Regions from separate parts of the Mus musculus genome. Here regions 2, 3, 4, 5, 6 and 7 are each linked to region 1. The links are chromatin loops, found by intact Hi-C in ENCODE. Cell type or tissue: left cerebral cortex. All regions are shown on one strand. Each heading gives the region's core, and the rest is flanking DNA. Links, peaks and the distances in the headings are about the cores only. Region 1 holds the start of Cux1 (cut-like homeobox 1). Region 2 overlaps Cux1 (cut-like homeobox 1). Region 3 overlaps Cux1 (cut-like homeobox 1). Region 4 overlaps Gm38722 (a long non-coding RNA gene). Region 5 has its middle 9.2 kb from the start of Gm38722. Region 6 overlaps Cux1 (cut-like homeobox 1). Region 7 overlaps Cux1 (cut-like homeobox 1).

The links. A loop is a pair of places that touch in the nucleus more often than their neighbours do. Peaks named below come from ENCODE experiments on the same cell type or tissue, not always from the same donor. Only the 100,000 strongest peaks of a DNase experiment are listed, where the experiment ranks them.
Region 2: a loop joins it to region 1, with 2.6 times the contacts of the local background. A loop is called at or near these places in 16 of 42 quality-filtered maps.
Region 3: it touches region 1 in a loop (2.7-fold over the local background); 9 of 42 quality-filtered maps call a loop at or near these places.
Region 4: it touches region 1 in a loop (8-fold over the local background); 18 of 42 quality-filtered maps call a loop at or near these places.
Region 5: a loop joins it to region 1, with 6 times the contacts of the local background. A loop is called at or near these places in 35 of 42 quality-filtered maps.
Region 6: it touches region 1 in a loop (2.5-fold over the local background); 10 of 42 quality-filtered maps call a loop at or near these places.
Region 7: it touches region 1 in a loop (2.3-fold over the local background); 4 of 42 quality-filtered maps call a loop at or near these places.

Annotation. Positions count from the first base shown.
Region 1 is chr5:136,566,661-136,571,030 of GRCm38, reverse strand. Cux1 (cut-like homeobox 1) reads left to right here and starts at 3,541. Exons shown (of 23, transcript NM_001291234.1): 1 at 3,541-3,853. The coding sequence starts at 3,791. In left cerebral cortex, for the core only: CTCF peaks have their summits at 1,816, 2,032 (motif pointing left) and 3,454; DNase peaks (open chromatin) are centred at 2,870, 3,271, 3,709, 4,111 and 1 more place; H3K4me3 peaks cover 2,513 bases; H3K27ac peaks cover 1,031 bases.
Region 2 is chr5:136,283,495-136,287,864 of GRCm38, reverse strand. Cux1 (cut-like homeobox 1) reads left to right here. Exons shown (of 23, transcript NM_001291234.1): 20 at 802-1,104. Among named protein-coding and RNA genes, the nearest start is that of Gm30408, 40 kb to the right of the region's middle. In left cerebral cortex, for the core only: no CTCF peak of the experiment used is centred there; DNase peaks (open chromatin) are centred at 2,255 and 2,566.
Region 3 is chr5:136,360,144-136,364,513 of GRCm38, reverse strand. Cux1 (cut-like homeobox 1) reads left to right here. Exons shown (of 23, transcript NM_001291234.1): 7 at 1,179-1,255. Among named protein-coding and RNA genes, the nearest start is that of Mir721, 13 kb to the left of the region's middle. In left cerebral cortex, for the core only: no CTCF peak of the experiment used is centred there; DNase peaks (open chromatin) are centred at 1,164, 1,506 and 1,809; H3K27ac peaks cover 1,949 bases.
Region 4 is chr5:136,662,620-136,666,989 of GRCm38, reverse strand. The region is part of intron 2 of Gm38722 (a long non-coding RNA gene); the gene reads right to left. Among named protein-coding and RNA genes, the nearest start is that of Myl10, 29 kb to the left of the region's middle. In left cerebral cortex, for the core only: a CTCF peak has its summit at 2,273 (motif pointing right); a DNase peak (open chromatin) is centred at 2,279.
Region 5 is chr5:136,620,948-136,625,317 of GRCm38, reverse strand. No RefSeq gene overlaps it. Among named protein-coding and RNA genes, the nearest start is that of Gm38722, 9.2 kb to the left of the region's middle. In left cerebral cortex, for the core only: a CTCF peak has its summit at 1,853; a DNase peak (open chromatin) is centred at 2,001; H3K4me3 peaks cover 492 bases.
Region 6 is chr5:136,376,921-136,381,290 of GRCm38, reverse strand. All of the region lies in intron 4 of Cux1 (cut-like homeobox 1), which reads left to right. Among named protein-coding and RNA genes, the nearest start is that of Mir721, 3.3 kb to the right of the region's middle. In left cerebral cortex, for the core only: a CTCF peak has its summit at 1,715 (motif pointing left); no DNase peak of the experiment used is centred there.
Region 7 is chr5:136,423,002-136,427,371 of GRCm38, reverse strand. All of the region lies in intron 2 of Cux1 (cut-like homeobox 1), which reads left to right. Gm16599 (a long non-coding RNA gene) reads right to left here. Exons shown (of 3, transcript XR_868598.3): 3 at 1-4,370. Among named protein-coding and RNA genes, the nearest start is that of Gm16599, 32 kb to the right of the region's middle. In left cerebral cortex, for the core only: no CTCF peak of the experiment used is centred there; DNase peaks (open chromatin) are centred at 350 and 2,374; H3K27ac peaks cover 2,371 bases.

The DNA.
Region 1 (4,370 bases), core at 217-4,216:
ACACTTGCATTTTGGGGAATATACTTAGGAAGGCTCAGTTTTGCAAGTATCACCCTACAGAGACTCACCAACTTTCCCCTTAATGGGTTTTATAAACTAAGCATGGATGCCATCCAGGGGAGACTCTTCAACCGGAGCAGAATAAGGAATGTTTGAGGTATGTTACAATGTTTCTTAGAGTTACTGCAACCACAATAGATTCTTGCAGATCCTTTACTGTTATTACTTGCCATTGTTGTTGGTCTTTGAGGCTGGGTCTCATAGAACAAGGCTGTCCTTGAATTCCCTATACATGACCATGAAAGTCTCCTCCTGCCTTTGCCTCCCGCTGGGGTGGCAGGTGTGCACCACCATGTCAGCTAACCCTATTTTATTTCACTGTTTTGGGTAATAATACAAGATCCACGGGGAAGAAACTGAGGATTTCTGGGCTCCTGCATCACCTACACAGTTTCCCTCTCTGGTGCTAAGCTGAAAAATAAAGGTACTAGGAATGGCTATCGTTTTGATCAGCTCTCTCGTTGGATGACAGGGGACTTATTTTGGGAAGCTTGGGATGGCAATTAGTCATGCATTGGGAACTGTGAGCGCTCTTCCCCTAAAGGGAGAAGCTAGACATTAAACAGAATGACTGAATGCCTCTGGATTGTTTTTCTTATGCTTCATTCAAAGTCATATCAATTATATGTGAAGCTTTTTTTCCTGCGTCAGAGCCATCCGTTCTCACAGTGGATTCTAGAAGGATGTGATCACTCATGTGTTGTCTTTGTGGGTGTCGATGGAGATAGAAGTCTTTAAACCCTTCCATTTAAAAAATATTTTAAGCAGTTCGTAACTTTGTAAATCCACAACATTCAGACACCAGTGGTCGTCCAGGTTTTACAGTACTTTGGGTGAGCATGAACTTGCAAGAAAAAACTAGTCTTTGAAATGCTTATAATTTGCTCTTTATTAAATTTTATTTATTAATTATGATGACGATGTGTGTGTGTGCCTGGTGTGTGCAGTGGGACACACGTCCCAGCTAGGGGGTAGACATCAGAGGACAATTCTATGGAGTCTCTTTTCCCTTCCTCCACGTGGATTTTGAGAATGGAACTCAAGCACACTTGTACAGCAAGCACTTTACCCACTGAGCCACCCCACCATCTCTAAGTTGTTCGTTTATGACTATACTTGTTCTAAACATCTTAAATGCGTTCTTTAAAATCTTGTCACAAGTCTTTGCATTATTATTTCATTCACTCAAGATAATTGTTGATTAGTGAATTATCTTTTGAAATGAGAACATTTTATTCCACTAGAGAAGTTATCTTAATTTTTTTTCTCCCCTCTTCCTGGCCGAGGGCAATAAAGTCTGTACAACCCCCAAACTCTGTTAGGAGAAATCTAAAATTTATTTAAATAAAGCTTAAGCTCTGGGCCTCCCAATGTCAGCCAGGTTAACATGCAAAAGTATAAACATAACTAGAAACGGAACAATTGTATTTAATACCCGTCAAACTTATATCTAAAATATTGCCATGGATTCAGAACTCTGAATTCCAACCAGATGTCTTTCCCCACTATTACACAGGTCATATATATTTCAGTTTTTAAAGTTCAAACCCAGGGGATCGACAGCATAATTAGATTGAGAACATCTGTGGTAAATCCATACCATTTCTCCGATCGTTCCCCACGAGAGGAAATTTGCTTGTTTTAATGCTCCTGCCCATTTTGTCTAGCCACCTTTAGGTCAAATTTTGCCGTTCTTGCTGGCCACCGCACAAACGTAGATGGCCTTTAAAATGCAAGATAGGGAGAAACGGGTAAGCTCTAGGAAGCTTTAGGTGGCAAAGGAATTGCTTCCCGCCTGGATCTCGGTCAGGGTGTGGCCAAGTACGAGGAGCTGGGGTGGGCACGAGCATTGGGGCAGTGGTGTGTGTGTGTGTGTGTGTGTGTGTGGGGGGGGGGGGTACCCTGAGGACCCGAGTGTCGGGGAGCCGCTGCCCTCTACTGGGCGGTGCGAATGGAGCTGCAGCACGGGCGCCCGCGCGTTCCGGCTCCGGCGCCTGACTCCCTTGCAGCTCGCGGTCACCCGAGGTCCGCAGTGTCCCGCCTGGCGCCGCGTCACGGCATCCAGACTTGAGGTTGGCTCTGCGCCTCCTGACGCCCGCGCGCTCCCACGCACCTGCTTCGGGTGGCTTCTGCCCCTCAAAGGCTGCGACTTGGGAGTGCAGCCCGGTCCCGACCGCTGCATGGACACAGAGGCTTTTGGGTGCAGTTGCAAGACCCGGGAACACTTGTATTCTTTAAATCTCGGGGGGACTTTCATTTCCAACCTCGTTCTCCAAAAATATCGATCTCACCGCAACCGAATAACGCTAAGCCCTCAAACTTGGCTCAGAGAGCAATTATTTTCTACTGTCATGTTTGGTGTTCCATACAGACGTTATTTACATATAATTTTCAAGATTAAGGAATTTAGGGATTTGTCTTAACTAATTACACGTTCACCGAAGTGCAGCAAAGTGAAAACACTGTGTTCCTACTGTAAACGCAAACTCTCTGGTGTGAATAAATCCATTAAAGATGACGATCCTGAAACGCGTGCTTTGGGTCTAGAAGGAAATGTAAAGAGAACTTCCTTCCCCCCACTCCCGGTTTAAATGTGAGCGTTTTTGTTTTTTTTTTTTTTTCTTCTTCAAAACTTAGGAACGAGCGCTCAGTTTCAAGTGCACTGCACGCTCTCAAACTTTCTGCCTGCAAAGACGGAGGCGCGGAGTTGTGTGAACCCCAGAGGAAGTTTCTGGGGTTGTGTCGCAGAAGCATGGTTGGGACAGAGTTGTGCTCCAAGACTTGCCCCAGTCCTGGCGGACGCTGGAGCGGCTCTGAAGGGTGGGGAGGCCGTCGCCACTCGCTGATGTGTCCCGGTGCAAGTTGGGGATTGCAACGGAATGTGTAGGACGTGAATGGGAGTCGCGGCGGCAGCAGCCGCAGGCTCCAAGGCTTGGTGGTCAACCCCCTCCGCCCCCTTTACCACGACACAATTGCACTTCCTTGAATATGAAACACTGTTCACGACCGCTGTGGTCTGGAGGTCCCCCAGCTGGAGCGCATAGGGGAGCGGAGTGAGGTCACCCGCAGCCCCGGCGCGCGGGCTGGCCGGTGGGGTCCCGACCGCCGGCTGTGCAGGTGGGCTCCGCTCGCTCCACCGCGCGCACCGTGCGAAAGAGCGCAGCGCCCGCGCCCCGCTGCCGCAGCGCAGCCCACTGTCCTCAGGCGCGCAGAGCGAGGGGCACCTTATCCTAAAGCGCTGGCCACCGGCGACCGCGACCTTCCCGGGGGCGGGGGTGTTGGGGAGGGAGGGCGCCCTTTAGGTGAGCTGCGGGGTCCGGAGGAGACCCCGCAGCGCCCCCTCGAGGCCGGGCCGCCGTAGGGTCGCAGCGCGGCCTGGGAGGGGGGCTTGTGGCGGGGCGCGCGGGAAAAAGGGTGAGGGGTCGCGAGGGCCCCGGATGCCCGCGCTCGGGCTGTGGAGAGAGAGCGCGGCGCGCGCGCGTCAAGGCTGCCGCCGCCGCCGCCGCCGCGTTTCCCTCAGGCTTCGGACTCCATGGCTGAGGCGGTGGCGGCGGCGGCGGCGGCAGCGGCGGCGGCGCCGTGAGGAGGAAGGAGTCCGCGTCCGCGGTGGCTGAGGCGGCGGCCGGCTCCAGGCCGGGTTTTGGCGCCCGCCCGCCTGCTGCCTCCTGGCGGCTCCTGAACTCCAGCCCCCTCTCTATCAGCCTCTCACTCCGTCTCAATATGTCTCAAGATGGCGGCCAATGTGGGATCGATGTTTCAATATTGGAAGCGCTTTGATTTACAGCAGCTGCAGGTCAGGCTTCTCGGCGCTCGGCCTCGCGCCCGGGGGGTGAGGGCTGCGGGCGGTCGCGGCCTCCCTCAGGAAGGAGGGTGACACTCCGGGCTGCCAGGGCCCTGGCGGGGGTGCTGAGGCGACGGGGGAAAGCAGGAGGGGGGTGCCGGGAGAAGAGCGGGGCCGAGTCGGCGGCGAGTCCCTCGGGCTCCCCGGCTCTCATTGATCACTCGGCTTGATCAGAAATTGATCCTCTTTGTTCAATTCATCGATCAGCCCAAGATGGCGCCGGAGCCGCCAGCCGCCACCAACATCTTTGCCCCCCGGTGTCTGCCCCCTTCAACCCCGGAGGGTGTCTTCCTCCCCACCATCATCGCCATCATCATCCTCATCGTCCTCTCCGCCGCCGCCGCCTACCCCGCGCGCTGTCGTTGTCGCGGGACCCTGGTGGAGAGGAGGGGGGAGCGGCGGTCCCCCCCCCCCACGGGGGCTCAGTGGGAACTCGCGCGCGCTAAAGAGGGGGACGCGCCACGGGGTG
Region 2 (4,370 bases), core at 193-4,192, 280 kb after region 1:
AGTCTCCCTGGACCACCAGAGACCAACAGCTAAGGCACTGGGTTCAAGAGTCTTTGTAACCAGATGACCATCCTGGCTTATAGGCAACCCTTGCCTAGAATGATCTGTCCATTCCTGCATATGCATGTAGAAGCCAGAGGTCACCTTTGCCTCCCATTCCACAAGCGCCACCCTCACCAAGTATGCCAAGCTGACTGGCCAGTGAGCCTCAAGGGTCAGCCTGTCTCTTCCTTCCCAGTGCTGGGATTGCAAGCATGGGATTTACAATGCCTGACTTTTTACATGGGTTCTAAGGATAGCACTCAGATCCCCATACTTGCAAGGAAACACTTCACCTACTGAGCTATCTCTCCACCTACTGAGCTATCTCTCCACCTACTGAGCTATCTCTCCACCTCCTGTCCATATTTTTGTTCTGGAAAATATAGAGGAAATAATCACATATTAGACCCCCAGTCCCTCTGAATTACCAGAATCATGGGGTTTGATTAGAACAAATCATAGCAGTCATAATGACATTTTTTTTTAGCAAAATGCCCTGATATTAAGCCTTCAGAAACCTTTTATTTGAACCTTTAGTTGATTTTTTTTTTGTCTTTGTTGGTGTTATTTTTGTTCCTTTAATGCAGAAAAATTAGAGGTTACACTTAATGAAAAAAATGGCAAAATAACACAGTCCCAAGGTCTACGACGGTCCCCTTCTGGAATGGGATTTAATTACTGTTTCCTGAGAAATGGAAGTCGGTGTACATGGTAACAGATGATAGTTTGAGCAGCCATTCTTGCTGTGTTTAATTCTAGAAAGCACTCCAAAGACCTCTGCCAGCTGCAGCCCTGCCCCTGAGTCCCCAATGAGTTCCAGCGAATCTGTGAAGAGTCTCACCGAGCTGGTCCAGCAGCCCTGTCCCGCCATTGAGACCAGTAAAGAAGGCAAACCACCAGAGCCCAGCGACCCGCCTGCCTCAGACTCCCAGCCCACAACACCGCTGCCTCTCTCTGGACACTCAGCCCTCAGCATCCAAGAATTAGTAGCCATGTCTCCTGAGCTGGACACGTATGGCATAACCAAGAGGGTCAAAGAGGTGCTGACAGACAACAACCTCGGTATGTCCCCATTGCCAGTTTCCTACTAGTCATTTCCTGTTTGAAGCCTTAAAAGGATGAGGGAGGGAACTATAGGCTGAGCCAGCCAAAGGCTCTAAAATCTCCATGCATCCAACTTTTTTACATTGCTACAAGTTGTCATTCACAAAGTTCACAAAAGAAATTAAAAACAGTTTGATTCCCAAACTCATTCACCCATATTCATGGTGGGTACCAGAGCAGAGCAGCTTAATGCTGCAGCATCAGGTAACTTTATGGATGTCAGAACAAGGTTTCCTCCTACTTTCCCTCACTGTGACTGCTATGTATGGGGCAAGCCCTTCAGGGATGCTGGCTGGATCCTGCCCTGCACAGGCTAATGACTCAGTAGCTCCAAGGCCCCTGCCTGGCATCTTGAAGCCATTTAATCCTGCTGCTGTTACTTCTGCTTTGCAGTCCTGAGGTGGTCATCCTCTCAGGGTATCAGCCCCAGGCCATATACCTTATACATGCTGAAGCTAACCTGGGCTCTGCCTCAAGTGGGCTCTGTCACTGCTGGATGGAAGCTGCTGTGGCCCTAAGAGTATTTCGCCACATTTATGCTATCATGCTTCCTCGGGGATGTATGGATCAGTCAAGCCCTCCTGGGTGAAAAATTGCGGCTTCTCTGCAAATCATATGTCCCCACAAGTCCCAGTTAGAATGTCAATGAAGAGAGCACACTGAGATGGCCCACAGAATGGCCCCAGCAGTGCAGCACCTTCAGGAGGGGCCTGTATGTCTCTTTCCCCTGATACAGCAGGACAAGAGGAACATTGCTGTTAAGGCTGTAAGAGGCAGAACTCAGTCTGTGAAGAGCCCATGTAGCACTGAGTTCGAGCCCTAAAACCCATGTAAAAAATGCCAAGCATGATGGTATGTTCTTAACCCTACTGTGGGGGATTCTTGGAGTTCACTAGCCTGACAGCCAACCTAGCTGAAGTACAGGCCAGTGAAAGAACTTAAAGAAAAACACAGGATGAAGCACAGGCGCGTGTGCACACGTGTGGAGGCGTATACACACACACACACACACACCACTAAATAAATATAAAAGGAAAAATTTAAATGAAGGTGGACTGTGCCTGAGGAATGACTGCCAAAATTGTCCTTTGGCTGCCACATGTGTGTGTGAGTGTACACACACAAGTTGCTACTAAGTTTCAGTGACATCTGTCAGTGACTTCTAGTCTGGAGTCAAGCCCAGATGTCATCATGAACCCCCACATCCCATTTATGCAATGTACTGTCCAAAACAGAACACAGGAAAAAGGACCATCCACTGAGAACAATTGTAATCATTCATTCATAAAAAGATGAAAATGTAGCTGCTGATTTGAGAACAGCCCAAAGCCCATATGTTCATCGGTTATTGAAATATGGAAGGATTCCTACACTTGAGTCATCCACTTCTTCACAGACTTGTCACGAATCCAAGGAAGCAGGCCGATCACTCCTGCTACCCACTCCCAGATAGAAAGCATCCTTCCGTGTAAATGTTGAGAATAACAGAAGAAAACCTCCTTTCAAACCGCCAAGTTTTAAGATCGCAGTTTAGAAATGACAAACACTGGAGCCTCCTCCTTGGCATCACTAGCCAGTTTCCATCCTCACTGGGGAGTTAGTTGGCACGGGTTACATCCATCAAGAGCAGTACCCTGCTGGCCTGCAGAACTTTCCACCACTGCAAAGGACCAGTTATTAATCTGAGAAACTTCCAGGAAAGCCTATAGCTCATCACCTGGGTTTAGCAATCAGAAGCCCCTTGGTAGCTCTAACTGGTCTTAATGTTTATAAGGAAAGTTATCTGCCTTCCCACCGGATTCTTGATATAGTTGGGCACAGGTTGGCCAGCTTCAGGCTGCATCAAGCTGCAGAGACCCCTAGGCAAGTTTCAAATCCCTACTTAAGCTTGGATCCTGGCATGTTCAAACACTACCACTAAGCCACACTTCCAGCCCGTCACTGGGGGATTCTAGGCAAGTGCTCTACCACTGAGCTACACCTTCAATCTTGTAAATTCAAGTTGGGCTTGTTGTTGTTGTTGTTGTTGTTGTTTTAAAAAAAAAAAATTTTAAACCTTAACTAAATTTGGCTTCACAGTCAACAGTGTTTATAGTGCATAGTGCCGCATCATTTTCTCTGGGTGTTCCTGTAGTCTTTTCAGTTCATAGCTGAGGGCATTGCCACAGGGAGCATAAGCCAGCCTCCACAGTTTCCAGCTGCAGTGTGGACTTGACACATTCTTTCCAGCATCCTATGACCCAGATGCTGTATTAGACCAACGGTGGCCTTTCTGATCCCAGTCTCCACTTCCACTCGATAGCTTCTGTTTACTCAAGCTTTTCCCATCAGTTCATATGGGTCATAATCGACTCTGATGTGTAACTTTAAGAATTGCAGGCCTCTGCCCTCACAGAGGAATGGCTTTCACAAAGGAAGCAAACCCCTCTGTAGCATGTGTGTATATGTGTTCACATATATACACATCAGAGGTCACTATGGACTGTCTTCCCAAAAACCTGAGCCTTTCAGTGAGCCTGGAGCACTGTGAGGGCTGGACTGGCTGGCTGTCAAGTTGCAGGGATCATCCTGCCTCCCCCTCCCCAGCCCAGGAATTACAGCCACAGACTATGTGCCCAGCTTTTTATATGAGTGCTGGGGTTCTAGCTCAGCTCTTCATGCTTGCATGCTAAGGGCTTTAACGATGAGCTGTCTCTCCCAGCCTTCAAGCCCTTCTTTTAAGCCTATGACACAGTACAGGCTTGGATGCCTTTGTGCCTTCCACAGCCACCTGCCTTGTGATCAGCCCAAGGCAAGGTGTTTACTCTGCATGGGAGAAGAATCCAGGGAAGGTTTGATCTTCTCTGAGGTACACTCAGCAGTGGCAGCTTAAACTGCAGAAGCCAGTACTATCAGTGAGCCTTTCAAATGGAAGCTTCCAGACTCCTCCTCCCTGCTGTAAGCCAGGAGTCAAGTGCCTATTTGCTCAGAAGCCCCTTGACCTTGCTAATCACATGCCTGCTTGGCCTCTGGTAGAAGATGCCTGAGAGTTTAGCAGCTGCCATTCTACTCTCTGGGCCTGTGTGGGGGATTTCACTGAGTCTGACAGATGCTGCAAGTGTCTACCCTCAGCTCACCTGGCTCCTGGAAACTTTTCTTTTAATTTTTTTTCCTGAGGCTATTGATAGTTTAGGCTAACCTGGAACTCCCTATGTAGCCCAGGCTAACCTAAAACTGCTCATCCA
Region 3 (4,370 bases), core at 159-4,158, 210 kb after region 1:
ACAGGTGGATTAGTTGCTAAGACACTCTCCCGCGCCAATCTAGCCAAATCAGTGAGCTCAGGGTCCAGTGAGGGATGCTGTCTCAAAAAAATCAGGGAAGAGACAATTGAGGAACACATAGATAGATATTGGCCTCCAGTTTCTACTCCAGTGCACCTGTACCTCACGCACATGCGCACACAGACACCCACTGTAATACTACATCTAAAGTGGGGCTTTCTTAAAATTTGTTGTTCATTTTAATTATGCATATGAATGTGTTTGTGTGGGTATGCCACGTGTGCACAGGGGTACCTGTGGAGGCCAGCAGAGGGTTCTGAATACCTGGAGCTTTTTGCACCTGATGTAGGTACTAGAAAATGAACTCTGGTCCTCTGCAACAGCAAGCAGTGCTCTTGACCCCTGAGCCATCTCTCCAGCCCCAGCACACATCCCATTTTATAACAGACAGGCAGGAAAATATTAGCAAAGTTTTTCTATAGGTGACAGAAAGTTGGCTGTTATTATTTTTAAGCTGTCATTTTTCCCTTTTTGTACCCCCAGGTTTATTGGGTTGAGCATATGTTATATTCATATAATATAAAATGATGAACTTAATTTTAGATTCCTGTTTTTTCTGCAGACACAGAGGAAAGCATGTCATTTCTTGGCTGGGAACTACATTTAGAGACCATGGGGATAGTAAACTGCTTGCAGATATTCAGGTCCCCCCTCCCCCACCCACCGTAGTAGCATTTGCGTTCCACTTTAGAGGAAAGGACAGCTGTCACATCTGTTTAGGACATCCTTTATGCCAACAGATTCCTTTTCTGTGTCAGCAGAATGTAAATGTATCATTCTTCTCCCCAACCTCAGAAAACAATGAGCGTATGATGATGCTGGTTCATTTCTTTTTAATATCCACCATCTCGGAACAAGTCCCATACAGGAGGACCTTCCACACCAATTGCCACACATGTCAGACCCCAGGGGGTTCACATTCCACGTCGTTTAATCTGCATTCACAACATTGAGGTGCAGAGAGTCAAGCTGCACTGTAAGGCTGCCTCCAGCTGGGCCTTCCGGAGAACAGAAGCATGTTCATCAGTGGGGCTCGGGCACACAGCCTATCTCAGTAGTCAAAACATGATGACCAATTTGGATTCATTGTCTCCTTTTTTTTTTTTAATTCTTTCCAGAAAGCTGCAAGAGACACAGATGTCCACCACCTCAAAACTGGAGGAAGCTGAGCACAAACTCCAGACTCTGCAAACAGGTTTGATGTTCGCCACCCTATTTGAAGCCACATGGGAAGTGGGTGAACACGGGTGGTCTCGTGGCCAGCCCCTCTACTACCTGTTGCTACTAGGGATCCTGCAGTTAGGAGCCTTGAGCCCACACAATTGAAGCTTGTGTCCCAGGCTGCTCTACCTGGCTGCATTAGTCACTGCACTGATTGCTAAATGTAGATGTGGGTGGCTCTCCTGCCTTCTCCCTCCCTGCCCCAGCTATCCTTCCTGTTCTTTCCAACAAACACTTCTAAATCACCAACTGTCAAGAGCTAACAACTCATTTGGAACAATAATGGAGGTGGGGAGACTTAGTTCTACCCAAAATGAAGTTCAGAACGGCAGTAACAGAACCTTTAAATTCTAAAAGATACCAAAAAAGGTTATACCAAAGTTTGCCTTTCTTTTTTTGTTTCCTTTTCTGAAAAGGAAGCAGCACAGTATCTTTAAATGTGGGAAGAAAAAGGAGACGACATCATGATCCAACTTAGAACACAAATGTTAGAGGGACAAAAAATAGTCACAGGCAGTTTAACAGTCAAATGAGTAAATGTCCAAAACTGCAACCACCAAGCTATGTAGCTCAGCCATGAGGCGTCTGCCTAGAGTCCCCCAGGGAGGGGCTGGGGCGTGGCTCAGTGGGAGGGCACCTGCCTAGCATGGGCAAAACCTTTTATCCTGTCTTCACATTACATATTCATGTGTGTATACCCATATGTCTACACACTGCTCACTATATAAATATAGAACTTAAAAATTCCAGAAAATGAAGAAGCAGTCCAGTAGAAGAGTAAAGGAGGCTGGAGAGATGGCTCGGTGGTTAAGAGCACCGACTGCTCTTCCAGAGGTCCTGAGTTCAAATCCCAGCAACCACATGGTGGCTCCAACCACCCGTAATAAGATCTGAAGACAGCTACAGTATACTTACATATAATAAATAAATAAAATCTCTAAAAAAAAAAAAAAAAAAAAAAAGAATAAAGGAAGGAGCAGGCAGCTTGCAGACGCAATGTACGTCATATAGGGGAAGTGCTAATGGTTTTTAACAGTCAGACATTTGCAGATAAACTATCAGTAAAAGATGGTTTTGCCTATCACTGTCAGCTCTTTAAAAACAGGGCATGCCACTCATTGCTGAGAGTCTAGGAACATGATCACAGGCACTATGCACATGAATGGGAATGCCTCTCAAGGCTGGCTGGGTGGTGCGTAGGGACAGGCATGTTCAGTTCTTTATCCAGAAGCTTCCCTTCTGAGTATCTTAAAAGTGAGTTCCAGGACAGCCAGGGCTATACAGAGAAACCCTGTCTTGGAAAAAAAAGAAAAAGAAAAAAAGAAGAAAGAAAGAAAAAATTCCTATCATGACTTGGGGATGAATGGATAGATAAGATTTATTCTGAGAAATCTCATGAGACAGTTTTGCCATGGTGATGTGAACATGAGAATGCTGACAAGGACTGGGGCTGACCAGCCACTCAATGAGAAGTGATCTCACCTTGTTACCCAAGTGGCCAGGAACGCATCCTCCTGCTTCAGCCTTCTCAGTGCCGAGATGACAGACATGCACCACTCTGCCTGGCTCTTCAGTTCAGCCAGTAAATCAAGTTGACAGTCCATAGATGAGGGGTTTGCTCCTACCACAGAGCATACTATTTTAAAATAAACTTTTGGGTTTTTGGTGTGAGTGTGTGTGTGTGTACATGAGTACAGATGGCTGCAGAGGCATCCCTAACCCTAACCCTAACCCTAACCCTTTAGAGTGGAGTTATAGGCAGTTGTGAATGGCTCAGCACAAGTACTGGGAGCCAAACTTGGGTCCTCTGCAAGAGCTTAACCTCTGAACCATCTCTCCAGACCACAGTAAACTTTTTTCTAATGAGTGCAAGAATTTGTTTGTTTGTTTTGTTTTTCGAGACAGGGTTTCTATGTGTAGCCCTGGCTGTCCTGGAACTCACTCTGTAGACCAGGCTGGTCTCGAACTCAGAAATCCGCCTGCCTCTGCCTCCCAAGTGCTGGGATTAAAGGCATTCACCACCATGCCCAGCTTGAGTGCAAGAATTTTAAAATAATGACTGAAAGTGTTCTTGTAGCTGAGGAGGTCACTCAGTTCCACAGCATACACCTATAAGGGTCTGAAAGCAGCCTCCAGATCCCATGTGGAAAGCCATGCATGGTGGAGCATGTTTATCATCCCAGCCCGGTGAGATGGAGACAGGAGGCTCCCTGGAGCTCACCTGTCTGCCAGCCTGTCCCATTTGGTGAGTTCCTGGCTAATGGGAAACCCTGCTTCAACAAAAAACAAGGTGGTCAGCATCTGAAGAACACACTCAAGTTTGTCTTTTGGATTCTGCACACACAGATGCGAGCATATCTGCACACAACCTTTTGAAGTACTATGTAGAAATGCATAAACTAGTAGCAGAGTTATTTATAGCTGTGGTCAATTACCATAGGCTTGCAAGTCATAAGGCAGCCATATTGCCCCCAGGGAGTAGGAATTTTTCAGCTCCATTGTAATCATATGAGCCCTCCCCCATACACTTGGTCTGTGATTAATGGAGACATGAAGTATGCAACTGTATCTGCAATTGTATATAGAAATGGCTTTTGATGGTAAAAGACATTTAAAAGCTGGAAGTCTATGCAGCAAACCATGGACAGTCATTCTCTGGAGAAGGAGGCACTTCAGAGAGATGAGGCAGAGACTAAGGGACATTTTCTTCTCCATTCTTTGTGTGTTTCCCATCTTTGTGGACTTTTCTCCTTTTACTTTGAGCAATTGCTATCCTGATTGGGTCTGATAGCACACACCTGTAATCCTATTCCGGGGAATTGTACCCAGGGAGATCAAGAATTCACGCCAGCTTGAGGTACACGAAACCCCATCTTTGAAAAAGCAACCTAAAGAGATGGGGATATAGCTCAATCAGAAGAGCACTTATCCAACACTCAAAACCCCCTGGATCTGAGCCCTAGCATCTCACAAAGCAGGTGTTGGGGGTTGGCACACACCTGTAATCTGAGCACTGAGAGGTAGAGGCAGACAGGTCCGAAGTTCAGTGTCATCTTTGGCTATCTAATGAGTTCAAGGCTAGCCTGGGG
Region 4 (4,370 bases), core at 160-4,159, 96 kb before region 1:
GCACACCCCCAGGGCATGCACACACTCAAATACAAACACACTCATGCACACATTGCAAGGGTATACACACATAAGCATACGCAAACTCATGAATACACACCCTCATGTTTGCACACATTCAAAGCACACAAACATGGGCTCATGCACCCTCATGCCTGTACACACAAGGCATGCATAAAACAAGCTATTTAATTCCCATGCATCCACACACACTCAAAGCATGCTACACACATCAGTGCACACCCCCCAGAGCATGCACACACAAGCACATGTACTGCCCAGCACTCGCATACATAAAGCATGCACATAGTCACACATGTGTGTTTTACACACCCACATACATGCTCGGGTGTGTTTCACAACTGCACTCCCACTGAGGGCACTTGGTGGGATGACTCAGTGGTCACATCTGCAGACCAATGCTGCTGAACCCATAAGTTAATTATTACTGGAGCTGGGGAGATAGCTCAGTAAAGTGCTGGCCACAGAAGCATGAAGACCAGAATTTGATCCCAGAACCCATGTAAAAAAGCCAATTGTTGTGACATTCATTTCTAATCCCAGCGCTGGGAGCCAGAGGCAGGTGGACCCATGCTGGCCAGGCAGCCCAGACAAACTCATGAACTGTAGGCCAGTGAGAGACCCCGTCTCAAAAATAAGATAGACATTGTCCTGAAGACTAATACCTGAGACTGACCCCACAAGCACTCAAGTGTACGCCTTTACACATGAACATCACACAAACACATACCCCAAATCCACAGGCATACATTCAGGCAAAGCACTCAAACACATTAAATTAAAGTTTGGGAAAGTAAATATATATAATCTTTTTTTTTTTTTGGTTTTTCCAGACAGGGTATAATCTTTTTTAAAATCTTAACAAAGTAAAGTCCATACTGAATGGAGGCTGCACAGCATCCTCTTCATGGTCCCCACCAGAGCACCTCACACTTCCAAACTGACATCACGAAGCAGGGGAGCCCTTCAAGTCCTCCCATCAAGAGGGGGTCCTCAAAGAAGTTTTCAGCCCTTCCTTGGATCCAGGTAGGCACCTGTGAGCCCAAGAAGGGGTGCCAAGTGTGAAAAGCAGGTGTTCCCCAAATCCCACAAGCACGGGGGCTGCAGTCACATACTTCTAGAATGAGGGGCATTTATATCCACAGGCACATCATAAACAAAGATCCACAAGTACACAGAGAGACACACAGTCATACAGACAGACAAACACACACATGGCTACACATACAGACACATGCAGACAGACACACATATAGACAGACAGACATACACATAGTCATACATACAGATACACACAGACAGACAGACACGTACATATAGACAGACAGACACACATGTCCACACATACACACACACACTCATATACAGACAGACACACTCACACATAGCCACAATATAGACACACACATACATATACACAGCCACACATACACAGCCACACATATACACACTCACATACAGATATACCCACACAAAGATGCACACTCACACATAGCCACACAGACAGACAGACACATAGATATACACACACACACATGGAGACACACACATACGCAATCATACACATAGCCACACACACACATAGACAGCAATTCATTCACACACTTACACGCAAACAGATACATACTTGAAAGCTAGCATTTATTTACAGAGTCACCCCCATGCAGGGAAATACATTCACACACAACAGACACACAAACATACATGCGAACACACTAATACCCAAATTCACACACACTGACACTCCCTGAGTCATTTCTTCTTGTTTTCCTCCTCCTCCTCTTCCCTCTTCCTCCTCCTCCTTCTCTTTGTTTCTCCCCCTCATCTCATTTGTACTAGTCTCACATAGCCCAGGCTATCCTTGAATTCATTATGCAGTCAAGAATGGCTTTGAATTTCTGATTCTCCTGCCTCTACCTCCTGGGTGTTAGGATTACAAGTGTGCACCAATGCCTGGATGCCCATAGTTTGTCTTAAAGAATACTCTATACTAGGAAGTTGAGAGCAGAGCAACTACCACATGGACACAAAAACCCAGGTCGGGCCAAAAGCAGGCTAAGACTAAGGTCGGGGCTACGGCCAAAGTCTAGTTAGCACTTGCCGCTGCGCCACCCACTTTCTCCTTATTTTGGCCTCTAAGTGTCAGGAGTCATAGCCCAGTGAGGGATCCAGACTCCCATCTCTCCTTTGCTGTTCTCTCTTTTTAACAACCAAGAAACGGGAAGTTAGACTGGTTTCCACAAACACCACTAGGTGGCGCTCCGCTAACGAAAATCTGAATGGACCGCACGGCCAGCTCATCCAGACCAAGGCTGACCTCCTGCCTCCATCTAAGTCACAGTGCCCCAGGTTCTCAATCCCTGTGTGTCCCAGCCTCAGCTTCCATTTAAGGCCTGAGGCAGATAAATGGGAGAGGGGACAAGGTTAGCTTATGGCTGCTCCCACCCAAGTGGTTCATATCCACTCTGCCTCCCTAGTTTCTAGAACGGAACAGAGGCAGGGTCAGGACGGGGCTCATTGGTAGAGCCGCACCTACAAACACCCAGTGAAGGAGCTGGGAGCCTGGCTCAACAGCAGAGCACCTGCAAAGCCCTGGATCCTAACTCCAGCACCAAAACTTAGTGAGTTAATCAAATTAAAAGTGCGATGATAGAGCCAGGCATGGTGGCAGCTGACTATAATCCTAGCAGCACTCGGGAGGCTGAAGTGGGTAGAAATTGGATTTTAAGGGCAGCCTGAGCTATGGTGAGATAAAGGTTCAGTAAGCAATAGTGACTCAGTTTCCCTCTTTCAGTTCCCCTGGGACAGCACTACCTAGCATCTATCTTTGCCCTCTCAGTTTGGGGGGGATGGTTTCAAAGCCCATAGAGAGATGGGAAGACCCATACTCTCCACTATACCCAAACGAAAGGGTCAGAGGCCCAGGTCCACCACTGAGCCGGCCCCATCCAAGGGAGCAGTTTTAATTTTACTGCTTGTCAGTCCAGGATCCATCCAACATTCCTTCCTCCAGGAAGGCTTTCATGACTTACTCCTAAGTAAAGACTCCAGCTGGACCTTCTACAGTAGGAAGTCCTGGGCCACAAAGTACTGTGGACTCAGAAGGTCCCCTAGTCAGACACACGGTGGGCTTGGCCAGTTGTCAGTGACGGGCTCTGGGGCAGAGATAGAATCACGATACTGGATCTTGGGAAAGCCTGTGAGGTGTCAGACACTGGTGTGATTAGAAAGGCCTTTAGGGTAGGTGATGAAAACTTAGAAAATACCCTAAGAGAAGTAGGTTTCATCTCATGTCATGAACCTCACTGGCTCAGAGAGGTCAAGTGGCTGATAGAACATCACACAGCAGAAGCAACACACAACGTGAGGCTGAGTGAAAAAAAAAGGGGGGGGAAGGAGAGGGAAAGAAAACTAAAATTAAGAAAATAAATATATGGGCCAGGTGTGGTGGCACACGCCTTTAATCCCAGCACTTGGGAGGCAGAGGCAGGCAAATTTCTGAGTTCGAGGCCAGCCTGGTCTACAAAGTGAGTTCCAGGACAGCCAGGGCTACACAGAGAAACCCTGTCCCGAAAAAAAAAAGAAAGAAAGAAAGAAAGAAAGAAAGAAAGAAAGAAAGAAAGAAAGAAAGAAAGAAAGGAAGGAAGGAAGGAAGGAAGGAAGAAAGGAAGGAAGAAAGGAAGGAAGAAAAGAAAATACATATATATATGAACACATGTATACACATGCACATACACTCCTTAGAATAGTCCAGATGGCACCTTTAACTTGTATCAAATGTTATCTACTTCTGTAAGACTCACCCCTAGGTACTATCTGTCACCCTGCCATATTAGCCTTGAGTAATAGACAGACTGCAGTAATACAGTCACCAGGACAATGACAGCAGTAATGAATGTCCCTGTGTGTGTAGAGGTCAGCAGGGCTGGGTCAGGCTGGGTCAGCAGGGCTGGGTCAGCTCAGGCAGCCTCCCCGATGCCAAGTCCCTGCAGTCCATGGACTCAGGCTGAGAGTCCTAGGGCACAGGGCAGATCCAGATGGAAACCCCAGGAAGGCACAGAGGCAGGAGTGAGCTCTGCACTGGCCTTGGGAGTCTGTGTTCTTGCCCCTGGGCAGCTCTGGGTCCTGCTTGGAGCTTCATTCATACAAGGTGAGCTGGCCTGGCTGAGCAGCAGAGAGTGGAGGGGGCGTAGAGACATAAACAGAGAGGCATGTTGCCACTGTGAAGACCACCCAGGGATGCGCATCAGGCCCCTCCTTCTCCCATTCCTTCCCTCTCCCGCTTCCTTTCTTTTCTCAGTGCCGGTCACTATTCATTCACCCAGAGTGTCAGCATCTTCCTCCTCCTC
Region 5 (4,370 bases), core at 196-4,195, 54 kb before region 1:
CTGGTCCCTGAATTAGAAACTTAGGCTCTTTAAAGGGGAGGTAGGGGAGACAGGAGGGCACGGGGTCTTGTGTAGTCCAGGCTTGTCTCAAACTTTCTATGTGTTGAAGAACGGCCTTGAACTTCTGATTCAGCTCTTGTCTCTACCTCCTGAATACGGTCATACACCACCATTCCTGGTTTAGGCAGAGCTGGATGGAGCCAAGGGCTTCTGAGTGGTAGGCACGCACTCCACCAGCTGAGCCTCCAAGGAACTTTTTGGCTACTCAAAACAGAGTGCAAGGCTGCATGCCTATGATCCTGGTTTTAGGTGGAGGCATGAGGATCAGGAGTTCAAGGGCATCCTTGGCCTTGTAGTGAGTTTGAGGCCAGCTTGGGCTACAGGAGACCTTCTAAGACAGAGGAAGGGAGGGAAGAAGGAGGGAGGGAGGGAGGGAAGAAGGAGGGAGGGAGGGAAGAAGAATATATTGGACACAGCGGTACCTCCCTGTGATCCTAGCACTCAAGAGGCAGAGAGACAAAAGGATATGGATGGTTCAAGGCCAGCCTCAGCTACAAATAAGATTCTGTCTTTAGGATTGGATGTGAGGAGATCTGCCCCAAGGGATGGAAGGAAGGCTTGTCAAGCAGAACTGGGGAAATGTCTGAGCCTGGAAAGGTCAGGCCCTACAGGGAACTCCTGGTGACCTGTCAAGTGACCTCATAAGCTGCCTTCTATTCTTAATTTTTTTTATTGCATTTATTTACTTATTTTGTATGTGAGGACACCCATGGCACAAGTTTTGACAGCCAGAGGACAACCTGAAGAAGTTGGTTCTCTCCTCTCTCCTGTGGGTCCTGGAGAGCCAACCCAGGTCTTCACGTGTAGCAGAAAGTGCCTTTAGTAACTGAGCCATCTCCATAATCCTAAACTGCTTTCGAAACAGTGCTTGTACCCATAGACTAAGCTGAGCGGTGGTGGCAGACACCTTTAGTCCTAGCACTCGGGAGGCAGAGTCAGGCAGAGCTCTGAGTTCAAGGACAGCCTAGTCTACAGAGTGAGTTCCAGAACAGCCAGGGCTACACAGAGAAACCTTGTTTTGGGGGGACACACACAGACTAAGGAAGCCCTCAGCTTTGACCAGAGAAGGGCTTCTTGAATGGGCAGTGCTTGGGGGGGGGGGGAACTCAGCTGGTCCAAGGGGTGAGAACAGGTGGCTGCTGAATGCCCGGTCCCACCCAGCACGTTGTGTCACCATTCCAAGGCCCAGGGAACATCTGGAAAGAGGGAAGGGAGGAGCAGAATGGGGGTGAAGCATGTGGTGGGCTGTCAATGACTCTTGGTGTCATGAACACCTGGCTGTGACTGCTTACGGGGTGGGGGTATAAGAGAGGGGCATGAAGGTAGGAGAGAGGGGGAACGGGAAAGCAGGCTGTTGCAGAGGAAAGGGTAGTAAGGCGTTGGCTGATCACAGTGTCTTATGAAGCTGCCAAAAGGAAAAACATTTCCGAAAAGCCACTTCTGTTTTATCAGGAAAAAAGTTTCCCCCTTTTTCCTTGGACATGCTATCTTTTAAAGATTTTTTTAAAGTGACATCGTAATTCGTCACATGAACGGATTGGTGAATTTAACGTTAACTCCCATTCATATACTGCTGAAAATGTATCTTAGAAGGCAGACTTGCAATCCCAGCACTTGGGAGACTGAAGAAGGAAGGTGAAGTGTTCAAGGCCAGCCTCAGCTACATAAAAAGCCTGGGCTACATGAGGGTGAGGGGAAGGAGGAGGGGTAAAGAGAGAAAGATTGGGAAACTGAGGCTAAGGTGGTAGCTTTCCTTTCGGGTCATCAAGGCTCTTCGTGCGCCTGACAGGGGGCGCTCTTCCCCAACTCCCTAGCCTCCTCAGCCCGCGCCAGTCAGGGTCCCCCTAAGAAAACCTTGGAGCGATTTTCCTTTTGCGCGAACTCAGCGCCTCCTTCCAACCGCGAGGTCTCAAAGGTGAGCCTCGCACAAATGCCTTGCAGATGTTTCTCCTTCCAGATCGGCTACCGCGGCGCTGCGCGGCGCAGCTCCAGCAGCCGCGCGATCCTGCAGCGATCCGGACCGCATTTTCCTTTCCACCCTCCAACTTTTGCAAGCTGTAGTTATTTGATAATGATTTTTTTTTCAACCTCTCCCAATAATTGTTATCCTCCCCGCCCGGTACAGCTCAGGTGATGGGTGCAGACGGTAGACGCCTCCTCCTCTTCTCTGGCGCGCAGCCCGAGGCCCTGGAGTAAGGAGCCACAACCCAGCCAGCAGAGAAAGCCAAGGTTAAGCGCCCCGGGAGGACCCCAAACGGCCCCCCACGATGCTTTTCTTTGCACCCAATACCCTCCTGAAGCCAGGCCACCTCTCCCTAAGCCTACTCCGAGGTTGTGACTATCTTAGCTGGATGGGTGCCGCAGGCACATGGTTCTGCGGAATCCAACCCTTGGAGTATTGATTGAGGACCTACGGCATTCCCAAGTCCTGAGCAATGAGTTGACTCCCAAAAGCAATCCAGAATGATCCCTGCCTTTGGGGATGCCGGTTCATGAGAAAATCGGGGCTACCATCCTCACCTGGAAAGATGACAAGGCTTTCCCACAAGAGAAAAAGCTTCTCTTGCTCCCTAACTTTCCTTAGCTCCCATGGCCTCTGCAAAGGATCAAGGTCGGCCTGGATGAAAGCTTCCTTAATAAAAAAGGCTCCTCGGCCCGGCATGGTGGCACACGCCTTTAATCCTAGCACTCAGGAGGCAGAGGCAGGTGGATTTCTGAGTTTGAGGCCAGTCTGGTCTACAAAGTGAGTCCCAGGACAGCCAGGGCAATACAGAGAAACCCTGTCTCAAAAAAAAAAAAAAAAAAAAAAAAAAAAAAAAAAAAAAAGGCTCCTCTAAACACGTGGCAGAAAACAAGACCACCAAGGTGGGGCTGGATAGGTCCAAGCTCCCGAGATGAGAGTGGGACCATCCAGTAGAACTCCTATCTCCCCTCAAGACTGTGTATCTGGTCTGTTTAAGGCAAGGTTCACTCTGAAGCCCAGGCTGACCCCTGTCAGCCTGTCAGTTACATGTGTGTACCAGAAGATCATGCTCCTGGGTTTATTACTGTTTTGCTGTTGTTGTTTCTTTTCTGGTTAGAGGGTTCTTAAAATTTATTTGTTCATTTTGAGGGTTTAAAAACAAACAAACAAACAAGCAAAACAAACAAAAACAAAAGAGAAAGAAAAGAAAAGAAGAGAAAAGAAAAGATCACTTTAAGGGAGTAGGGGTAGGGAAAGCTTATGCCAAAGCCGGCCTGTGGAGGTCAGAGGACAAACTCTAGGAGTCAGTTCTTTCCTTCAACCACGTGGGTTCCTGGGATTAAACTTGAGTCGGCAGGTTTGGTGGCAAGCTCCTTTACCCACTGAACCATCCCACCAGCCCTTTGCATGTATGTTTGAAGGGGAAGAGAGCCCTGTGCTGAAAGGAAAAAATGTCTCAACCTCAGCTTGGTTGCATTGCCTAGACAGTCCAGAAAGTTCTGCTAAGCCTAAATGAATTGTAAGTTTGTAAGTAAATGGGGTGGAATTTATTAAGTCCATAGCCAGCAGCAGGGACTTAATGGGGGGAAAACTGAAAGATTAAACAGTTCTACAGGGTAGTGTGGGGTACTCAGAGGAAGCAGGGCACTGGCTGAAGTTTGCTCTCTCCAGGTCTTCTCAGAGACCCCCCTAATCTCTTGAGCCATTGCTCCCACCTTGGGTAGGGGGAATAAAGTCACCAAAGAAACACCTGGCAGGGGGTGAGGATGTGGCTGAGTGAGTGCTTGTCTGATAAGCACAAGGCCCTGGGGTTCTGTGTCAGCGCTGGGGAAGGTGGAGGCAGGAGGCTCTGGACTCCAGTGTCACCCTCAGTGGACACTCATAGTGGGGTTGAAGGTACCCTGGGCTACATGAGACCCTGAGTTTAAAAAAAAAAAAAGTTCTATGGTTTAGGATTTTGTCATTTTTTTGCTTTTCTTTTGGTTTCTTTTTCCAAAATATTTTGAGACAGGGACTTGCTATGTAGCTTAGCCCAGAACTTATGGCAATCCTCCTGAGCCTTCCTGGAATCATTTCAGATGCCCACTATAATGCCAGGCTTGGGGGGGGGGGTGTGTTCGAGACAGGGTTTCTATACAGAGATAGGGTTTCTCTGTATAACCTAGCTGTCCTAGAACTTACTCTGTAGACCAGGCTGGCCTCGAACTTAGGAATCCACCTGCCTCTGCCTCCCAAGTGCTGGGATTACAGATGTGCACCACCACTGCCCGGTAATGCGTGGCTTTTAAATGTTCCTGGGCCTTGTCACATACTCAGGAGCCCTGAACAAACGCCTCCTCCAGGAAGC
Region 6 (4,370 bases), core at 87-4,086, 190 kb after region 1:
ATGCAAGTACTCTGCCAACTGAGATATTGCCATTTATCTCAAGAAAAAATTTGGGATTCACAGCCCCAAGATATTCTTATTTTAAGTATATTATATGCATAGACAATTATAGTAGTGTATTTTGAAAAACCTCTATATATCACATTCTAAAAATAAGAAGCTACAGCAAGGCATAGTAGTTCATAACTACAATTCCAGTTCTTTGGAGGCAAAGTGAGTTCAAGTACAGCCTGGGCAACCTGATGAGACCCTGTGTCAAAATGGAAAGTAAAGAGAATCTGAGGCCGTAGCTCCGCGGCGGTGTGCTTGCCTAGCATGATTTAATCCCCAGTGCCACAACACACAAGGCAGTGGTGCAGAGCAAAGGGAATTAAAATACTTTATTAAAACATTCAAAAGTTGTTCTTGAAAATTACTTAAGTGTATAGACATATATATAGTTTACTACTGGTGTTAGGCATTGACCTCGGGGCCTTGCACACACAAGGTGCTAGCCCTGAGCTCTATCCCATTGCACTGAAGTTCCATTTGAGTGTGTGTACATAGGTACATATGTGTGTGCATACAGAGATCAGAGATCAACCCTGGCTGTTATTCCTCAGGTGATGCCCACCTTGGGATTTTGTTAGTGGTGGTGGTCTTGCTTGCTTGCTTGCTTGCTTGCTTGCTTGCTTGCTTGCTTGCTTGCTTGCTGTTTAAGGCAGTCTCTCACTGACAGCTAAGGCTTGCCAATTAGGCTAGAGTAGCTGGCCAGCAAGCCCCAGAGACTTAAAAGCCTCCTGTCTCTAGGCTTAGAAGTGCCCACCACCTGCCCCCCCCCCCCCAACACACACACACACCAGCTTTTTTACATGTGTTTTGGTGATTAAATGCAGGTCCTTATGCATACAAGGCAAGTTCGGTAGTAGAGTACTTAGCTAACATGTGCAAAGCCCAGGGCTTACTCCCCACCACTACCTGACATAGGGTTCAATCCCAGCACTACTGAATGAGCAAATACAATTGAAAGAAAAAAAAAAAGAGCAAACAAAATTGGCTGGATCAATTCATTAACAGTTTACTAAAGATTTTTGTCTTTAAATTTGTAAGGAGTATAGAATACAGACTTTTGTGTTTATTAACCAGAAGACAAGGCTCTAAGCTCACGTCATGAGCTGGGAAGTGTTCCCCCTTCAAAGCCACTATTATATCTTTTTTTACATTCCTGTAGTTAAACTCTGAAGACATTTAGGCCTGGGACTTTCTTTCTTTTACCTTTTATAAACTTGGTCCTTTTTACACATACCCTTACCCTCTCTTAGCTCCTCTCAATTTTCCTCCCTTCCTCCCACCAAGTTCCCCTCATTTTCAACTTTTTTTTTTTCTGGTTCTGTAACCCACTGAGTTTAATTAAGGTTGCTTACATGCCTATGAGTGGAGACATACTGGAACTTTGGGCAAATGACAAGCAGTTACACCACTGAAGAAAACTGCTCCTCCAATCCCTTGGCAACCATTAATACTAATAAATAGCTCCTGTGGTGGAGTGATGATAATGGGCCTGGTATTGCTGGTTCTCATTTCAAATTGAACTTCATTAACAGATATAGTACTGGGCTGGAGAGATGGCTCAGCGGTTGAGAGCACCTATTGCTCTTCCAGAGGTCCTGAGTTCAATTCCCAGCAGCCACATGGTGGCTCACAGCCATCTGTAATGGGATTTGGTGCCCTCTTCTGGTGGAGCACAGTTACAGAGCACACATAAATACAATAAACAAATCTTTAAAAAAAAGATATAGTACTATAAACAGTTTTTAATTCCTTTCTGAGTCAGATTGAATCATCTCCAATTGTATTTTTGCTTTTGTTTATATATGTATATGCACAGGGGAGTGTATGTAGGTCAGAGGTCAATCTAGTGTATTATTCACCCGGAGCTATCTTTTTTTTTTTTTTTTTTTTTTTTTAAGGCAGAGTCTTTCACTGGGACTTGGGACTCTCCAAGTAGGCTAAGGTGACTAGCCAGCAAGCCCCAGGTCTGCTTGTGTCTCCACTGGGTACCTGTCCTGGCATTTTAGGTGGATTCTGGGAATCAGAACTCAGCTACTCCTGCTGGCATGCTAGGTGCTTTACCCACTGAGTTATCTTTTTGGGCTGAAATATTTTTTAGACATTTTGTCACCGTATCAACTAGTCTGACCTGGAACTTAAATAGATCTGCCTCTCTTCTGTGTCTTCCAGACTCCTGGAATTACAGGCATGCACCACCATACCTGGCTTTGGGCATGATGTTAATCATAGTATATATCATCCTTTTTTTTTTTTTTAAGATAGAATCTCACTATATAGCCTTGAGTGACCTAGAACTCAATATATGAACTAGGTTAGCCTCAAACTCATTTACAGAGATCCACCTGTTTCCACCTTTGCCATGTTGTGCCAATTGTGGTAGTGCATCCCTCTAATCCCAGCAGTCCAAGAGGCGCAAGCAGGCAGATCTCTATGATTTTGAGGTCAGCCTGGATTGCATACAGATTTCCATGCCATCTAGCACTATGTAATGAGACCCTGTCTCAAAAAAGAAAAAGAAAAAGAAAAGAAAAGAAAAGAAAAGAAACAGAATTAAAGGATGTGTAGTCATATCCATTCTGGCATTTCCTGATCTTGGGATTTGTAAATTCTATGTTTTTTTCTAGATCAGACTGGCTAGGAGCTAATCAATTTCAATGATTTTTTTTTTTCCTTAAGAACCTGCTTTTGTTTGCATTGATTTTTTTTTTTCTCTTTGCCTTTTCAGTTTTATTGCTCCCCAATCTCCTTTGCTCACTTCTGCTTACTTTGCGTTTGATTTGCTCCTTTTTTATGTTCTTAAGAGGTCCAGTGCATGTTTTACTCCATTGTGGCCAGAGAATGTGCTTCGGATGATATTTGTTCTTTTGAATTTATCAAGACTTGTTTGCACCTCTGCTTGCTGTTAGATATTCCCCATGCATACTAAAGGAACACTTGTGCAGCTGTGTGGGGCCACCGAGGTGATTGGTTGGTAGTGTTCTTCAGGCTTTTGCATCCATACTGACATTTTGCTAGGTTTTTTGGTAGAAGAGCATCTGCCTCAAATCTCTGCAGTGAGGGGCTGGGGCCATGGCTCTGTGGTAGAGCCCCTGCCTAGAATCCCCCAGTGAGGGGCTGGAGGCGTGGCTCTGTGGTAGAGCCCCTGCCTAGAATCCCCCAGTGAGGGCTGGGGGTGTGGCTCAGTAGTAGAGCCCCTGCCTAGAATCCCCCAGTGAGGGGCTGGGGGCGTGGCTCAGTGGCCTTGCATTCTCATGACTGAGTTTCTTCCCCAGCACCATAGGAAGAAATGATTTTACATCTCTGTGATTAACAGATGTGAATGGAGTTTTGAAATTTGTACCTATTATGATGGACGGGTCTTTTCTCCTGTCCTTTCAGTTTTTGGTTAGTATATTGGGGTATTTACCTTGGCAAGCCTTTCAGAGCAAGGTGTTAGTCTTGCTTATCAAGTATTCCTTTAGCATCATAAAATTAACATTATCAGTTATTCTTAGTGGTGATAGATGGTTCTGATCCTGCCTGGCACTGTACTCCTGATTGTCCCTGTGTCACTATTAAGGCAACTACTCAAGTATCTCTGTCTCCTCTTACTGAAAAAAAATTTTTTTTCCTCTTTGCCCATTTATATGGGATCTATTCTCCACTCATGTGATCTTTAATGTGGCTGTTTTTTGCTTTCCCATTGATATTTGATGTTACCTGGGTTACCTCTCTAGGGAAGCTGGCTCCTGTTGACTTGGCTCAGTGTCCCTTGCAGTGCCCAACCCTGGCCTTTCCCAGATCATGTAGCCACTTAGGAAACCCTTGTTAAATTAGTGCATGAAGAGACAGTATAATTGAGGTAGCTGCTGTCTCAGGAAGTAGCATTCATAATTAGCATTTTGCATACCTGTTGGCCTGGCCAGCTTTCCTTCCCATCCCTGTCCCTGGGGGAGATGCCAGCGCCTGACACATCTCAGCATGCCTTCCCCCAGCTTCTGCAGGGATGACTAGAATTAATGAGCTAATGTTACCTCGCTTAGCAAAATGTGCTGAATAAATCCAGGTGATAGGGTTGTTTGTTATATAATTATGCTGTTTAAGGTCCTGAGTTGCATAACGAACTGCACACTACCTCCAAGCCTGCTTCAGGAATTAACTTATCAGATGATCGTAAAATGTTTTTTGAGTTTGTCATGGTGGGTGGATGTGGATAGTGGCAAAGCATGTTGGGTTGGAGGCTGGGCAGGTGGCTTACAGAACTCCGCATGCTATTCTGTCTATGGGTGTTTTCTGTCTCCTCCCTCAGACAATTCTGTAATTGAACTGCTGAGTTGAGA
Region 7 (4,370 bases), core at 211-4,210, 140 kb after region 1:
AGTGAGGGGCAAGGGTGGGTGTGGAAATGATCGCTCTCTACCCTTTAGATCACTGAATAAACACTTCAATCAAGTGAGTCCTGTAAGCTCTAGGCTGCACTAAGGAATAGCAATTGTAGGGTGGCCTGGCCTCAGTGCTAGGGCTCTCTGTCCTGTAAAGCAGTTGTTTCGGGTGATAAATGACTATGCTAGATGCTTTGGAATTCCAAAAGGAAATTCTTCTGCCTGGGTGAGAAGGTGGCTTCATGCAAATGGTCACTTGACAGCCCAGGCTTTTGTACCCACCTTTCATGGGCTCCTGCAGCTGTCTTGCTGTGCAGTCAGTTTGATGTGCATGTTTGTCCTCCCTGCAGAACTTCACCTTCAAGAGGCCAGGGCCATCCAGGTGTGATACCACTCCTGGAATCCCAGCACTCAGAGGCTATAGGAGGAGGATTGTACATTTGATGCCAGCCTGCGTATATAACAAGACCCTGTTTCAGAAAGAAAGGGAGGGGGGGAGTTATATAACTTCTTGGCTGTATGCATACAAAGCACACAATAGATACTCGTGAGTACATTCCTGATAGTCACTGCAGGCTGACTCAAAGCAGCAAGACTCACCTGCTCCATAGTGTTTCCCTGCTTGTTAGCCACTTGCACTGAAATGTTAGTGAAACTTGAGACCCACAATTCTTGCTCTAGTTGTGTCATTGGATAATGACATGCTTGTAATCCTAGCACAGAGGAGGAAGAGGAGGAAGGGGAGGAGGAGGAAGAGTTGGAAACAGAGGTAGATTGCTGTGGCTCACTGGCCAACCAACACAGCTCAATCTAAAAGCTCCAGGCCAGTAAGACCCTGTCTCAAAAAAACCTTATAGACATCACCTTGTGGAGCTGGCTTCCAAGAAGGCAGGAAAGCTACTTGGAATCAGGGTATCCCAACCTAGCCTGAGCTCACAGATAGATAAAGCTACTTGGAATCAGGGTATCCCAACCTAACCTGAGCTCACAGATAGATAAAGCTACTTGGAATCAGGGTATCCCAACCTAGCCTGAGCTCACAGATAGATAAAAGGAGCTTTTACACTGGAGTCAGAGCCTGTATTCTCCCTGGATAGGTAGACTTCTGGTGGCAGCCTGGCACTTCAATATAGAATGAGTGTGGATCTCACTGGTGTGTGTGACCAGGGCCCTGAGGCTGCAAGGGCACCAAGGTGATGCTTTCATGAAGGTTGACTTGTAGCCCTTCTTTAGGAGTAAGTGTAAGATTCAGCATGCCTATTTCTTGAAATACTTTTTGAGTTTCAGTTTCCATGTGATACAAGATGTCGAACATTCTAGGTTTCCCACAAAATATAGCTTACTCCCCCCCCCCCCCCAAACCCCTCTTCATCCATATCTGGATGTGGTTGGGATGCTTTTTCCACAGTAGAATGCAGATTGGAGTGTGGTTTTCCATGGGCTCATTTTCAGCATGAGTTTGACATCTTCCTCCACCATGCACATGGGCTTAGTGAAGTGCAACTGGCCTAACAGAGGTGCCCCCGACCTGTTGATGAGACTGGGTTACGAGGGACTGAGCAGAATGCCCAGGTCGCATCTTTGGCAGTTCAGCAGATTCCTGCCCTGCCACCCCACATGCTATATGTCTTAGACACTGCAGCATTTATGAGAACAGAGCGTAGATGTTGGTGATAAACCAGCTCATAAATGACCACGAGTAAATTTTTATTCCAGAAGCATTTTGATCTCACACAGACCTATTCATGTGCCAGGTCTCCTATGATGTTCACAGCAGCCTCTCATTCACCGTTGTTTCTGGGAAGTCTTGGGGGGTTGGGTCTCACTGAGGTTGAGAGTTAGGCTGGCTGGATTTACACAAGAAGATTATGGTGGGTGTTGGACATTCACAGGACATATGCGCATCTGGATCCCAAAGCTTGGCTAATTCCATGGCTAAGTTAAATCCTTCTCACAAGTTTACCTTGTGGGAGAAAGTGGGACAAGCAAAAACAGAAATGGACAAGGGGGTAGTCCAGAGGTCCACAACTTCTGTGTGTGGTTGGATTGAAACATTCCCCCTATCCCACAGACACTCTACTGCTGAGCTGCTACTCACTGGGGAGTCTGGGCAAGTGCTCAAAGCTATGCCATCTTCTTCAGTCTTATTATATATTTTTTTTCTTTTTTTGAAGACAGGGTCTCATCAAGCTGCCCAGGCTGGCCTTGAACTTCTGCTCTTTCTGTCTTAGCCTCCCAAGCAGCTGGCACGACAGGCCCACTACCACCAAGCTTGACCACAAACTTTCTCTTGAAAGGGTATGGCATTAAATATTTTAGACCTGGCTGGGTAAAAGGCAAAATCAGGATATTATGTAGGCACTTACATAACCATTTTAAATGTAACCATTTAAAAGTGTAAAAACCATTCTTAGCTCATGGACCATAAAAATACCAGAAGCCAGCTGGGTTTAGCTGGCTCAACGGAGCTTACCGACCCAGGGTGGACCATCTCCTGTTAGTTACGAGTACAGTTCTGCAGATCTGCTCACCCTGCCCCAAATCTTTTCCTCTCCTGCTTCGAGGGGTTTCTGAGCAGAAGCCTTGTGAGTTCGTGAACTTATAGCCTGTCACAGCGCATTTGTGTTCACCTTTGTCTCACAATCGCCCTCTGATCCTCTCAGAACCACTGTTGTTCTGACTTCCAAGTATGGCTTCATTGTGTGTGTGTGTGTGTGTGTGTGTGTGTGTGTGATGCGATGCATGCAGGTAGTTGTGCACATGTATATGAATATGTAGGGGTCAGAGGTCAATCTTAGGTGCCACTTCTTCCCATCATTCGTTTAAGACATAGTTCCTCGTTGGCCTGGTAGTTTCAGATTAGCTGTCCACAAAACTTGTTTTTTTCTTATGAGTTCTGGGGATTGAATTCAGGTTCTCACTCTTGTGAGGCAAGCACTTTACTCTCTCTGCCCCACCAGGCCTCTTCTTTAACCCCAAGTGCTACACAGCGTCTTTCCCCTCCAGGCAGTCTTTCCTGCTTCTTCACATCAGGGCTACCTGGTGGAGAGCTTTGCCTACCAGCTAGTGATTCTTCATGTGTATGACTCTACAAACTAACTTGTCTGAGCCTGAAGAGGTAGCCCTGTGGGTAAGCGTGCTTACTGTGCAAGCATGAGGCTTGAGTTTGACTTCTAGCACCCACTTTTTTAAAAAGTGTGCAGAGGGCAGCTTGCAGGATCAGCTGTCTCTTTCTGACACATGAGGTTCAGGGATTGCGCTCAGGAGGTTAGACTTAGCAGCAAGCCCTTTTATCCACTGAGCCAGCTCACTGCTCTGCCCCTCTTTTAGTGACAGGGTCTCACATATTCCAAGTGAGCCTCAAAGTCATTGTGTAACTCAGATAATCTTGGACTTCTGATCTTTCCACCTCTCCTCCTGCTTGCTGAGGCTGCAGGTGTGTCCCACTCTGCCCAGTTTATGCAGCACTGAGGATGATGTTGAGGGCAAACACTCCACTGACTGACCTACTCCTCCAGCTCCTGAATGTGCCCTTTCTGGCCACAGGCTAGCATGTCCCTTCATCCCCTGGAAATTTCTGTCTGGAAAAGTGTCATGACTGGAAACTGGGATGGAACCCATCGAGCTGGGGCTGGGCCACAGCAAAGAAAGAGTGACTGGAGTCTCAGGGGAGGGTACTGGTGATGCTCCTTCCACTCCTTCTTTGAGGGTGAGCTCATCTTGTTTTGATCTGGGGTTTCTTTTATGTAGCCCAAGGTGGCCAGAAACTGGTTAAGTCCAAAGATGACCCTGACCTTGTATCCCTCCTTCCACCGCTGGAGTGTTGGGATTACAGTCCTGTAAGCCAACATCCTGGTTTATGCAGTTCTGGAGATGAAACCTAGAGCCTCCTGCATACTAGGCAAGTACTCTACCAACTGAGCTATAATCCACCACAATGTGCCTAGTCTTGGGAGTCTCATGTATGCATCTTAGCTGCTCTGATGACAAGATGGAAATGCGTGTCATAACCAGATGACTCTGTCTTTCAGCACTGTAGCTCTCACTGCCTTCAAACTTATCCTCCTGCCTCAGCCTACTGAGTGCTGGGATGATAGGTATGCAGCACCATGCAAACCAAGCCTTAGTTCATTTTTACTTGCGTCTCAGAGAGCCCTAGGTGGACTTAGATAGCTGCACCTCAGAGTAAATGTCTAGATACCCAGGGCGTGGACTTCTGTATCATGGCTGTTTATAGCTGCCTTTTGTAGTTTTTTTTATCTTTTAAAGGTTGTATCTAAGAATTTTCTATTTTCTATATGGGAGAAGCCTTCTATGGTTGAACTTCCAAGAGGCACATTGGGGTCATGAAGAGTCAGCTGCTAGTC